Linked DNA regions of Homo sapiens: region 1 is linked to region 2. Evidence: chromatin contacts called from ENCODE Hi-C or POLR2A ChIA-PET data. All regions are on one chromosome and are shown on one strand. Each heading gives the region's core, a stretch centred on a gene start or an enhancer-like site at or near the end of the contact. The rest is flanking DNA. Distances are from core to core; before and after follow the strand shown.

The links. A loop is a pair of places that touch in the nucleus more often than their neighbours do. ChIA-PET counts read pairs that join two places held with the same protein, here RNA polymerase II (POLR2A). Pooled maps may share reads with other maps.
Region 1: a map of CD14-positive monocyte shows a loop between it and region 2 (2.4-fold over the local background). The contact joins two enhancer-like sites. A Hi-C loop is called at or near these places in 7 of 168 maps with a recorded cell type or tissue (CD14-positive monocyte, MCF 10A, PC-9 and 4 more), 3 of 37 single-sample maps with no recorded cell type and 14 of 50 pooled maps. POLR2A ChIA-PET finds 5 or more read pairs at or near these places in 18 of 52 experiments (A673, AG04450, CD4-positive, alpha-beta T cell and 13 more).

The regions. Positions count from the first base shown.
Region 1 is chr6:137,845,365-137,850,908 of GRCh38, forward strand. The region is part of intron 3 of WAKMAR2 (wound and keratinocyte migration associated lncRNA 2); the gene reads right to left. Among named protein-coding and RNA genes, the nearest start is that of TNFAIP3, 19 kb to the right of the region's middle. RefSeq lists an enhancer at 4,539-4,618. Within about 2 kb of position 1,592, at least 5 of the 41 ENCODE cell types and tissues checked have a DNase peak (open chromatin) inside an H3K27ac peak, as active enhancers do; they include CD14-positive monocyte, where a contact is called at or near this core.
Region 2 is chr6:137,807,091-137,813,247 of GRCh38, forward strand. No RefSeq gene overlaps it. Among named protein-coding and RNA genes, the nearest start is that of TNFAIP3, 57 kb to the right of the region's middle. RefSeq lists enhancers at 4,352-4,611, 4,642-4,761. Within about 2 kb of position 4,486, at least 22 of the 41 ENCODE cell types and tissues checked have a DNase peak (open chromatin) inside an H3K27ac peak, as active enhancers do; they include CD14-positive monocyte, where a contact is called at or near this core.

The DNA.
Region 1 (5,544 bases), core at 342-2,841, 35 kb after region 2:
GACCATGAGATCATTCACCAAGCCAGAGATTGTCCTTTGGTCTGGTGACATCTTCGAGTGGCTGCTGCAGGCCAGGAGCTGTGCTGGGCACCAAGCGTGCAAAGTCGAATAACACAGAAACCCGTTTTCAAGGAGTGCATAATGGCTTTAAAGGAGAGAGATTTGAAAACAAATTATTACAACTAAGTATAATAAGTGCTCTAATAGAAATATCCACTGGGTGGAGTGGAGCACAGAGGAAGGAGTGATCAGGACAACCTATGGAGGAGGGAGGGAAGGCGGTTCAGAGGAGGCTTCTTGTAACTTGTGTACTGAATCGCAAATATTTCAAGTATGTAAAGAGTAACCTGGGTGGGAACACTCTGGCCAGAGGGAGCACCATGTCCAGAGGCAGCCAGTAGCATAGTGGGTTAGAGGGAGGGCAAGTTTGAACCGCTAGTGTGTAAGGTTCAAGGGGAGAATTGGGGTAGGAGAAGGAGGTGGCATGCCTGGGCAAAAAAATTGGAGAGGTGAGTGACGGCCAGGCTACAGAGGTCCTGTTTTCTGTATAAGGAGGCTGGACTTTCCTCCTACAGGAATGGAAGTCATTGATGAGTTTAAATCAAAGATTTCACATCTGAGGCCATGTGGAGGAAGAATTGGAAGAATTCCTGATGAGAAGCAAGAAAAGCAATGACAGTTTGAGTTTGGGAAACAACTATTGGATAGAGAAAAGGAAACTGAAAAGAGAGGGGCTTAATTGATACAATTAATGAGATTTGGCTTCCGTCTGAATGTAAGGGTGAGGAAGGAGGAGTCCAGAAGACTCCCGGGTTCGTGGCATGGGGAAATCAAGGATGGAGTGCCCATCCCTAAGATAGAAAACAAATGTAGAGGGGGAACCTAGTTGGGAGTTAGGATGATAAAGTTTGAAATGTAAAAGTGGTTAAGAGGAATGAAATAAACAATCAATCATAAGTGGTTATCAAATGGTACGAGGGTCAAGTTGAAGTTAGCCGCATGAATCAGTAGTAACATCACCAGGAGGTGACCTAAGCTTCCCAGCAGAGCTTAGGAGTGAAGCAGAGAAAACAGGTTCATCTTTCCTCTAGAGCAAAGTGCGGGAATGTGAGAGTGGTAGAAGGTCAAGCAGAAAGAGAACTATCAGGCACCAGTGACGGTGCAGCTCAATGTCACTGAGCTTGAGCTCTGTGCCAGGATAGATGAGGAGCCAGAGGAAAGCCTAGTAAAGAGTTCCGGGACAGTGAAGGGAACAGAAGGTGTTTCTGAGGTCAAACAGAAGTTCAGTGGGAGACGTAGGGATAAGTGGCTATGGTCAGGATAGAGAATCGCAACATGTAGGATGCCAGAGGTAGAGTGCTTTCAGTTGACCTTGAGTTCTAAGATGTGGCTGTGCTCCAAGGGGGCTACTTGCACTAATGTGGCTCGGGTAGTGTCTGAAGTTAGATTTGAGAATTTGATCAGAGAGGACAGTAAGCATGGATGAGGAAGTCACTGTGACTCATGGCAGGGGAGGGTGGAGGGCACCCTCTGAGGAAGATGGAGATATATCCTGAAAGCCCTTCCTGCGGTCTATGAGGCCGGGTGCCATCTGCCTCCCGCCAGCCTCTCTTCCTGCGGCCCTGGTCCAGCCTCCCCACTCCAGCCCAGTGGGCCTTCTTTCAGTTCCTTGAATGCCCTGGACTTTGTTTCACCCCAGGGCCCTCACAAGTGCAATTTCCTCTTCTCAGAATTTCTAACACCCTTCAGCTTCTGCTCTACCTTCTTCCACTCCAATCAGATCTCATTTTGAATATCACTTCCCCAAGAAGACTTTCCCCAAATCGTCGGGCCTTAAGTCTGTGTTAGAACCCTCTGTCAAACTTCCCCCTATTACCTAGTACTTCTTAGCATTTACCACAATTGTAACTCAGTATGGTGTAATGATTTGCTTATGGCCAATCTCAGTGGATAAGCTTTTTGAGGGCAGACACCCTACCTGCCTTGTCTATTAATACAACTCAGTCCCTAATAGAGGACCCACTGATGCATTTTTACCTACCCTTGGTCTGTGAGGATTGGAAGTGGCACAATGCAATGTATGCGGTATTTTGATATAAAATATTGAACTAATATTCCAGAAATACATTTAAAATGTTAGATTAAATGTGTAAGTGAATGTGAAGGTAAATGGTTCACTGGATGGTGAAACAGCTAATCTCTCAAATTAAGACTCTACAGCATATAAATATATAGGCTGCTGCTACCCAAAGGACAATCTCTCAGTCTCTCCCGGAGTACCTCGCTGCCAGATCAATCTTCTTTAAACACCATTTTTATCACAGGACTCATGCTTAAAATTTTCAGAGACTCCATTTCCCTTCCCTGCTGCAACTGAAGTCCCCCCACAGACTTGCAGTGGCCTTTAGAATGTGTCTGGGCCCCGGCTCACTTCTGCTCATGGAAGGCTAGTTCTTTCATGCTTCCATTAACCTATCGGGCTCATTTTCCCACCTCCATGACTTGGCCCACAGTGCCTCCCTTTCTTGGAAGGCCCTCACCTTTCTCCAGAACACACTGGGCATTGTCCCTGTCACTTAAGACCGACCTCAACTCTCAGTTCCTCCCTGGAGCTTCAGCCTCTGGCCGTTTCTTGCCTAGTTGTTTTAGGCTCCTTTGAATTCCTATAGCCCCAGAGAACCACAACATAGTTCTCAATGTATACTGTCCTGGATTGTTCAGTATAGATTCTTGGGAGTTATACACGTCTCATAATAGATAATAAATTCCTCATCAAACCAAGGGGAACCTAAAATAATGTAGATCACCCTTGTCTTCCCCCAGACTATGATGCTGGTCAGGTTATCTGTTTACTGAATGTCCAAACACCTTGAGAAATCATTTTACCTTAAGAATTTCTTTTCAAATTCAATATATTTTGTTTCTATTTATTTATTTTATTTTAATTAATTTTTTTTTTGAGACAGAGTCTCACTCTGTCTCCCAGGCTGGAGTGCAGTGGCGCGATCTCAGCTCACTGCAACCTCCACCTCCTGGGTTCAAGCAATTCTCCTGCTTCAGCCTCCCCAGTAGCTGGGATTACAGGCACCCACCACCGTGCCTGGCTAATTTTTATATTTTTTAGTAGAGATGGGGTTTTGCCATGAGTCAGGAATTCGAGACAGGATGGTCTGAAACTCCTGACCTCATGTGATCCACCGCCTTGGCCTCCCCAAATGCTGGGATTACAGACGTAAGCCACCAGGCCCGGCTGAAATTTAACATATTTTGGAAAATATATTTTAGCATTGCTTTTCTTGTTTTTTCCCCTAGTCTCCTGCGAGTATATAGTTAATGGGATATGTTTGGGATGAATTATAAACAATCCCTTTCTAGAATACATTTACTGCCATAAGGATCTCTCCCAAGTCAGTTATTTGAGGTCATATGATATTTACAAGTGAGGCTGGACTAGGGATAGGAATTCCTGGTATTCTGTGTATTTTTCTAACTGACTGCAGTGACTCTCATAACATATGAAGACATTATTACAAAGTATGTTTAAGGCAATTCAGGACTTTTTTGTGTGTGACTCTTATTTAAACAACTATTTCCAGTGATTTTCTTGGCTGTATATCCCATAGAAATTAGGCAAGCTCTGTCTTTGAATCGCTGAAGGCATATTTCTTATAAAACGAAAACAGTTTTCATTTAAAAAAAAAAAAACCTCTATGTATTAAATCCATAAAAAAGAAAACAGAAAGGAAATCTACGTAACAAATGACAGTTAGTTACGTGTGTGTGGTTAAGGGCTCACTATCATTATATTCATAAAAATATTAATTATGTGCAGGGCTAGAATCCAAGACATATCTATAACTCCTTAGGAAATAATGTACAGGCTCATAGTCACTAATCAGCTGAAAAAAAGTCCTTGGAAAATTTAGAGAATGTGAGATTATTTTGCTTAACCAAGAGAAATAACACTGGATGGTGGTCAAAGCTTATGAACACAGTTTGTATACAAAGATAGGCAGTTCATATATCATTCTTTATCCTTTGAGAAAAGGTAACATAACATTTCAAGGTTCCGTGTCCCTTTTGCAAGTAAAAAAAAAAACAAAATAAAAAAAAAAACGTGGTGGAGGCAATTCTGGAATATCCAGGAAATCTGATCTCACAAATGAGGAAGCTCCCAAATATGGGCATAGAGTGAGACCAATTTTCCAGTGCAAATCCTCTGAGGTATATGCAGTTGGGAATACCCTTATTAAAAATTCCTTTCCCAAATCCAGTTTTAGAAGATCTGTTTAATTGCTAGATAAAACAGAAAAAAAAAGTCTAAAACTCTTTTTAGATTACTGATGGGAAAAAACAACAGTCATGATGTGGGGAATCACCCAAAGTTTTCTATAGACTCATAGGATCCAAGTAATCAGAGGCACTAATTTCAGGAGCCCTGGTTCAAGTGGCATTTCCTTCTGATCCATAACGGGCACCTTTCTGTTTCATATTGTCTGTGCACAGTCCACATATGAGGCCAGGGTCATCACCCACACAGAAAAGAGACAAAAATATGTGTGCCACCCCTACCCGCTTCTGAAAATGAATCTACATCAAAATGCAGGATACAGTCTGAACTTGTACAGTATGCTGTGTGACTAGACCAGGACTCTGGCTAGAGAGGTTAGTAAATGTGAAATACAAAGGCAAAAACTGTTATTTCCATTTGCACATGAATCATATTTGCTACCCGTCATAACCTAGTGACATAAAAGTATTGCAAATCCCCAGAGCCCCATTTGCTCCCTGGAAGGAAATCCCTGATCCCACCGTCCCCAAGTCTGGCCAAGCTAATTTTATCCGAGGACCTAGAGAGCCTGGGGTAAAGACTGTCAGCCTGGAGACTAAGAACAAGGATGCAGCAGCCAGATTGTGCTGCCACTTAAAGAAAGCATGGCTTTGGGCATATTATTTACCCTCTCAGTCTCAGTTGCCTTATCTATTAAATGGGTTTAATAATAGTGCTTACTTTACAAAGTGATCATGGGGGTAAACTAAACCTACATATTTTCTGCTTAGAAAACACTAGACCATTGCCAAGCAGAGGATATTAATAAATGCTATATAACTGTCAGCTATATTCATTGCTCTGATTACTTTAATACCAACCGTGTCCTTGTGCCTTGCCAACAGTTCTCCTGAGGGTTTCTGCTGCCTGCCCTATAAAGGCATCTTCATAAGAACTCTGCACTGACCTTACCTGCCCTTTATAGAACTGAACTTCATTCTGAATTCCTCAAAGAATTGTCCTCAAAATTGTATGACTGTTGACAACTGCAGTGTAGCGATCAGCAAATTCTCTCTCAGGTCATCTTTGAGTGGGTTGGCTCTGAGGTCCAGTCAGGTTCTGAGGGACTCTTGTCCTCACAGCCTGCTTCAGTCAGTGATGCTAAGATTGTAAGTCTAACCTTGTAATTCATCTCTGTCAGGTATCACAAACGCTTTCCCTGCATTAACTAATTTCTTTTTCTTGTCACAATCACCCTGTTTTTAGCCTCACTT
Region 2 (6,157 bases), core at 3,236-5,735:
ATAAATGGTTTAGCAACATCCCCTCAGTGTTATTCTTGTGGTCATGTGTTATCATGAGATCTGGTTGTTTAAAAGTGTATAACAACTGCCCCTCTCTCTCTTCCTTCTGCTCTGGCCATGTGAGATGTCTCACTCCCCCTTTGCCTTCCACCATGATTGGAAGCTTCCTGAGGACTACCCAGAAGCAGAGGCTGCTATGTTTCCTGTACAACCTGCAGATCTGTGAGCCAACTAAATCTCTTTTCCTTATAAGTTACCCAGTCTCAGATATTTCTTTATAGCAATGCGAGAACAGACTATTGTAACTAACAGGCCTATGATTAATTTCTTGCAATTAAGTGACGAAGACTTTCAAACCACAAACTTTACAAATATCTTCCCCCATATTAGGTCTATTGTGAGTGAAACAACTGAAGTTTAGCACCTGGTTCACATCACCAGAATGAAATTATTAGTCCTGTTTACTAACAGAGTGCTGGTAGAAAGTCAGTTAGTATTTCCCAATGGGCTGGTGAAGCATTGCTGTATCTAAGCAAGAAAAGGTATAGACTTCATGTCACATGTGCATGGTTTTTGTTAGAACTGCTTGCGATGGGTTATCCAAGTGGAAAGGATAACCGTGTCCAAAGACATTGAATCCCAGCTCTAACTTTCTCAGGCTTTCTAAGTCTCCATTCAAATCTCCCTGAATATTCACCAGTTCTAGAAAACAAAGGAAGTAAAAAATAAAAGCAAGGGGCAGGGCGAGAAGCAAAACAGTGAGAGTCCAAGAAGTCAGCAGAAAAACATACTTTTGTAAATTGGACCGGTTAGCAACAAAATCATCTGATTCAATGTAGGTAAGGTTGGCACTGCATCAAGGTATGGGAGTTCCCTCCTTGCCCTGGTTTGACCCTTCCTTCCAGGATGGACCTCTGGGACTCGCTCTTTCCATCCAGTTGCTCCTCCAGAGCCTCTTGGGTTCAGCTTTGGTCCCTGCAGGTGAAAAGCCCTTTTTCTTTTGTTTCTAGACTGTTCACTTCTTGCTTCAAACTGTGGTGCACTGCTCTTACAAGGTTCTACTTCGCTTTCTTCTCAGGCTATTGCACTGTTTGGGGCTCCTAAAAGTCCACCTGTATCCCTGTCCCATTAATCTTTATACAGGGTAGTTTACCTGAAGCATGTTTAACAACATGTAGTAACATGCAAGGATATTGAAACATGGTTTTATTTCTCCCATGTTTGGAATGAAATAGCTGCTGAATAAATATTTTGTGAGTGACTCATAACCTGGGAACATGGAAGTTGTAGAATGAATGATCAAGCCCCTCCCAATCAAAGAATTGATGTCACCATCACCCACTTCACAAATGTGTCACAGCTACCAAAATGCTTTAAACATTTGTAACAGGAATAACATTTTTGAGGCATTAAGTAAATATTTATTTGTTTCTGGTGATTCCTTTTCCCTAATTGTCTTATATGTCATTACCTATTGAACTAATGGGCAGAATCCAGTGAGAATGAGAGCCATTACTGTTCTTCGTGTAAAAATGGGTCTTAGAAAATTACAGGTAGACTAAAGCCTGCAAGCATACACCACTGTTCTGCAGAGGCCATGCTTTACTCAGAAAAAAAAAAAAAAAAGATTTAAAAAGACACTTGTGTGGTCTGAGGAGCTGAATGCTGGGGGCCGATCAAGGGGTAGGTATGGACAGCACTGGCCACAGAAGGGTTCCCCCACGACAGCCCCACGGCAGCCTTCCTGGGCTGTGGAAAGGAGCCGAATGAGAGGGAGGAAGATGGGGAAGGGCCATCATAGGGCAGTCAGAGAGGTCTGGGGGTAATCTGTGAGCACAGTGTAAGCCAGGAAAACAGCCAGTCTTTCACAGACTTCCAGTCATCTAGAACTGGAGAACCAGCCTGGGGCAACTCCCACGGTCTCACGTGCTGCAATATAGAAATAAGACAGCAACAGGAGGATGGGGTGGGGGCAGGAGGGAGGATGTAGGTGCAAGTAGGACCGTCCGAGTAGATGGGGACAGGGTGCAGAGTCCAGGCCTACACGTACAGTGTAAGCAGGCCCCTGACATCAGCCAGGAACTCCAGCTCAGCACCTGAGGTGCATGGGGCTAATCACTCCTCTGCGTACAGCAGAGCTCAGAGAGCAGGCTCCTCAGGAGAAGCCATGAGTCTGCAGAGGGCAACACAAGGTCAGAGCCCCTCCTCTCTCTGCCAGCCCACAATTCTCTCACCTAGGAATAGAAGGAGGAAGAGAGGAACTCTTGGGAGGGGAGAAACTGCCCTGGAAGAGGGTTTCAACTTTCAATGGACTGAATATTTACCCCCAAAGAACTATTTTAGCCCAGAAAGACTGGAAATTGTCAAGAAAATTGTCAAGAATGGAAATTGTCAAGACACTGCTGTCAATGAAAACAGGGGCTCCGGGCAAGATGAGCTCAGTGAAGGAAAATAAAGATGCACTTCTTTATTTTTTATTTATGCACATGTGATTCATATGTGTGAATTTTGACCCCACTACAAATACATCAATTAGTTTCCTATCAATATGTTAAGAGAAAAAAATGCTTCCCACTCCCCAAATTAAAAGCAATGATTACCAGATTGTGTCTTAAATCTAGAAAACGTCCCCATTCAATATATGTGCTCTTTATTATGGGCTCCCCATTCAATACTAGGCTCTTACTGTATACCATGCAATGTGCAAGCTCCGTAAGTTCAGATTAAACATGTAATGTTCATATAGGACACTGAGAGCAAACAATCTTCACAGCCAGAGAAAACAAAAAGATCCTTAGAAAGATTATACCTGCAGCCTGGCCAACATGGTGAAACCCTGTCTCTACTAAAGATGCAAAAAAATTAGCTGGGCTTGGTGGCGCGTGCCTGTAATCCCAGCTACTCAGGAGGCTGAGGCAGGAGAATCTCTTGAACCCAGGAGGCAGAGGTTGCAGTGAGCTGAGATCGCGCCATTGTGCTCCAGCCTGGGAGACAGGTGAGACTCCAAAAAAAAAAAAGAAAGAAAGAAGGAAAGAGAGAAAGAGGGAGAGAGAGAGAGAAAGGGAGGGAGGAAGGAAGGAAGGAAGGAGAGAAAGAAGAAAGAAAGACAGAAAGAAAGAAAAGAAAGAAAGAAAGAAAAGAAAGAAAGAAAGAAAAGAAAGAAAGAAAAGAAAAGAAAGAAAGAAAGAAAGAAAGGAAGAAAGAAAGAGAAAAGAAAGGAAAATACCTTTATTAGTTAGAATATTTTAAAAACAAATGTCCTCATCCTGCTTCTAGCAAGACCCCAGAGCAAGCTGATGCAAGTGCTCATTGGTCACCTGCATGTTGCAATTTGATATTTACAGTTAGCACCCCTACCTCGAACTCTTCCTCATAACCTATATATGGCTGTTTAAATTACCATTTTAGTCCTTAAAGTCAAGCAGTATCTGTATACGCAAAATTATATTCCTAAAATCATCGTACGTACGTTACCATTAACAATAGCTTAAGGTTATTACGTGAGTTATAGTTTACACTGAGATTCACAGAATTATTTAACCTGGATGGCAGGTTGGACGTATTTTGCACCCATTTTGCAGATGAGGAAATAGAGGCACCTTTGTTCAACAGTCTTTCTCAACAAAGATTAACCCAGATCTTTAGACTTGTGGACCTGCACCACCAGCCCATTCAAATATCTGCTTGCCTGCTGCCATTCCTAGGATAACTGATTTGGACTTTGCTACTTATCTATAGATTCTTTCTGCTTTAAAAGTGTAGCATAGCTCTAGATCCACTGTTTGCCCAAAAACTTCCCTTATCTACCTTGCCCACACTAAACTCCCCTTTCTCTGAATGCCCACAACACATCCTCTTGACATTGCTATTTTGTAATCCATCATGTTCTTCCTTGAAACAACTCTTAAACTCTTACTTACCTTTCCAAATGCTTACATCTTGTTGCCCCCAACTAGATAGAGCTCCTCAAGGATCTTTTCCTGTCCATTTGCCCCATACTCCCTTGCAGACTTGGCACACAAGTTCTCATATATTTCTGGTTTTATTGATTAACTAAAACACTTCAATTTCTCTCCCTAAACCTCTGGGAAAAGGGAAGAACTCCCCAAAGCGGACAACCACACTGACAAAGCCAATGTTCTGCTTCACAATTCGGCATGTGACCGTCCCTGCCAAGACCCCAGAAATTAATTTATTATTTAACCAAAGCCAGTGATTATTGCATAATTTCATCCTTCCAATCAAGAATGCTGCTCTTTATTTAATGACTGAGACCTACTTACTTAGCTTCCAAATATGGTAGTAATTACTTGATATACAGATTAATGCATTCCCAGGCTAGTGCCTTGCACAGAACTATCAAATATAATTGGGGTTTCTAACCTTGTGACACAGCCCTACAAATTGCCTTCTTTATTTCCTTTTCTTAAAAAGTACGTTCAGTCTACTCTGGACTTTCCCATCTGTCGTCAGGTGACTTCCTGCTCTGTTAGCTGACCGTGAGTCACGTCGTTGCTGCACAGCACGTTCAGTGAGGCTGCCTCTGCGTGTGAGGCGACCAGGAGAGGAAAGGACAGACTTGAGCTATCAGACCTCTCTCCTGGTGGGATATTGTTTGTTTCCCCTACCCTGTTCATTTAAAACCTCTCAGTTATAAGCTTTGCTCCTCAGTTTATGCCTCTGTGATGATGCTTCAAGAGACAGGGAAACCAGTTTCCTACATTCCAAAATAAAAATGACATTTTAAAAAGTCTATCCTTTTAGGCAATGAATCATTTATCCGGGCAACCCCTTTCGTCAAGGGTCTTCTTCCTTTCAGCCACATTTCGGGGATGTCTTCTGTAAGGCAAACGGTTGTGACCAAGTGCGTACTCTGGAATCCAAATGATGCAAGTAGAGTTGAAAAGGAATTTCAAAATTACAGGAAAGGAGCTATGAGGGTAGAGAGGATGGGTTTAAAATACAAATAAGGAAACTTTGTGGATTGGGGAAGTCATTGGAGCAAAATAATGGGGAAGTTGGAGGCTCAAGAATAAACAACGTCTAGAAAGTTAGAGGAGTCTGGAGGGCACTTTTGCCTTCTGCAAATATCTTGTATATTATTTTGCTACGTGGGGGCTTAAATTCATTCTCATTAAAAGAAGATAAAGGAACAGTAACACTAGCCTGTCTCATCTGATGTTTTTAGGTTTGTTTGTTTTTATTATTATTATTTCTTTTTAGAGACAGGGTCTTGCTCTGTTGCCCAGGCTGGCATGCAGTGGCATGATCATAGCTCACTGCAGCCTTGAAATTCTGGACTCAAGCAATCCTCCCACCTCAGCCTCCCAAAGTGCTGGGATAATAGGCATGAGCCGCCATGCCTAGCCTGTTTTTAGTTATTATTTATTTTTTCTTTTTTGGGACAGGGTTTCACTATTTGGCCCAAGCAGGCTTAACACACTTCCACTTAATATGCTAATAAAGTAATCAGTATTTGGATAAAAAGTTGGCTAAACATAGAAATAATAATCTAAACTCAATGTAATAATTTACAGATCATTTGGGGATTCTAAACAGGACACAGACATCTATTAGCTGAATAATAACTAGCATGTGTATAGCCAACTTCTTTATGCCAATCTTTCTGGATTGGTGATATTATGGATTTGTGTTGGAGAAATAAATGTATCCATTAACATTTTAGATCAGCACTTTTAAGCCCCAAATAAAAAAGGATATGCATTGATTAGGGTTGTATCTTTACAACATTCAATGAAGTTATTCTTGGCATCCTGTTTTGGAGAAATTGGATCTGCACTTGTAGGTATGTTTACATGTCTTCTTTAAATAGAAGATTTCAGGTTTTTTTTTTCTTCTCATAAGGCCTAGTGATATATGGGTGCTCTTCAAATGTTCATTTTATAACAGTTTAAAAATCTCAGTAATGTAGAGTGGGAATCTAGTACTATTGAATTAAATTGGAAAGCTCTGCATTTTTATTAAGGAAAAGCTTCACCAATTATTTAGAATGAATTGCTCCAAGATTCTCCATTGGCTTTCATTTAGGAAGACCCTGTCATAGGGTTTGGACATCGTAGTTGTTTCTGGATTACTATGGAAATATGATGGTCATTCTCTAAGGCTGAACCTATTATTCCTAGAAAGGAGGTGAGTA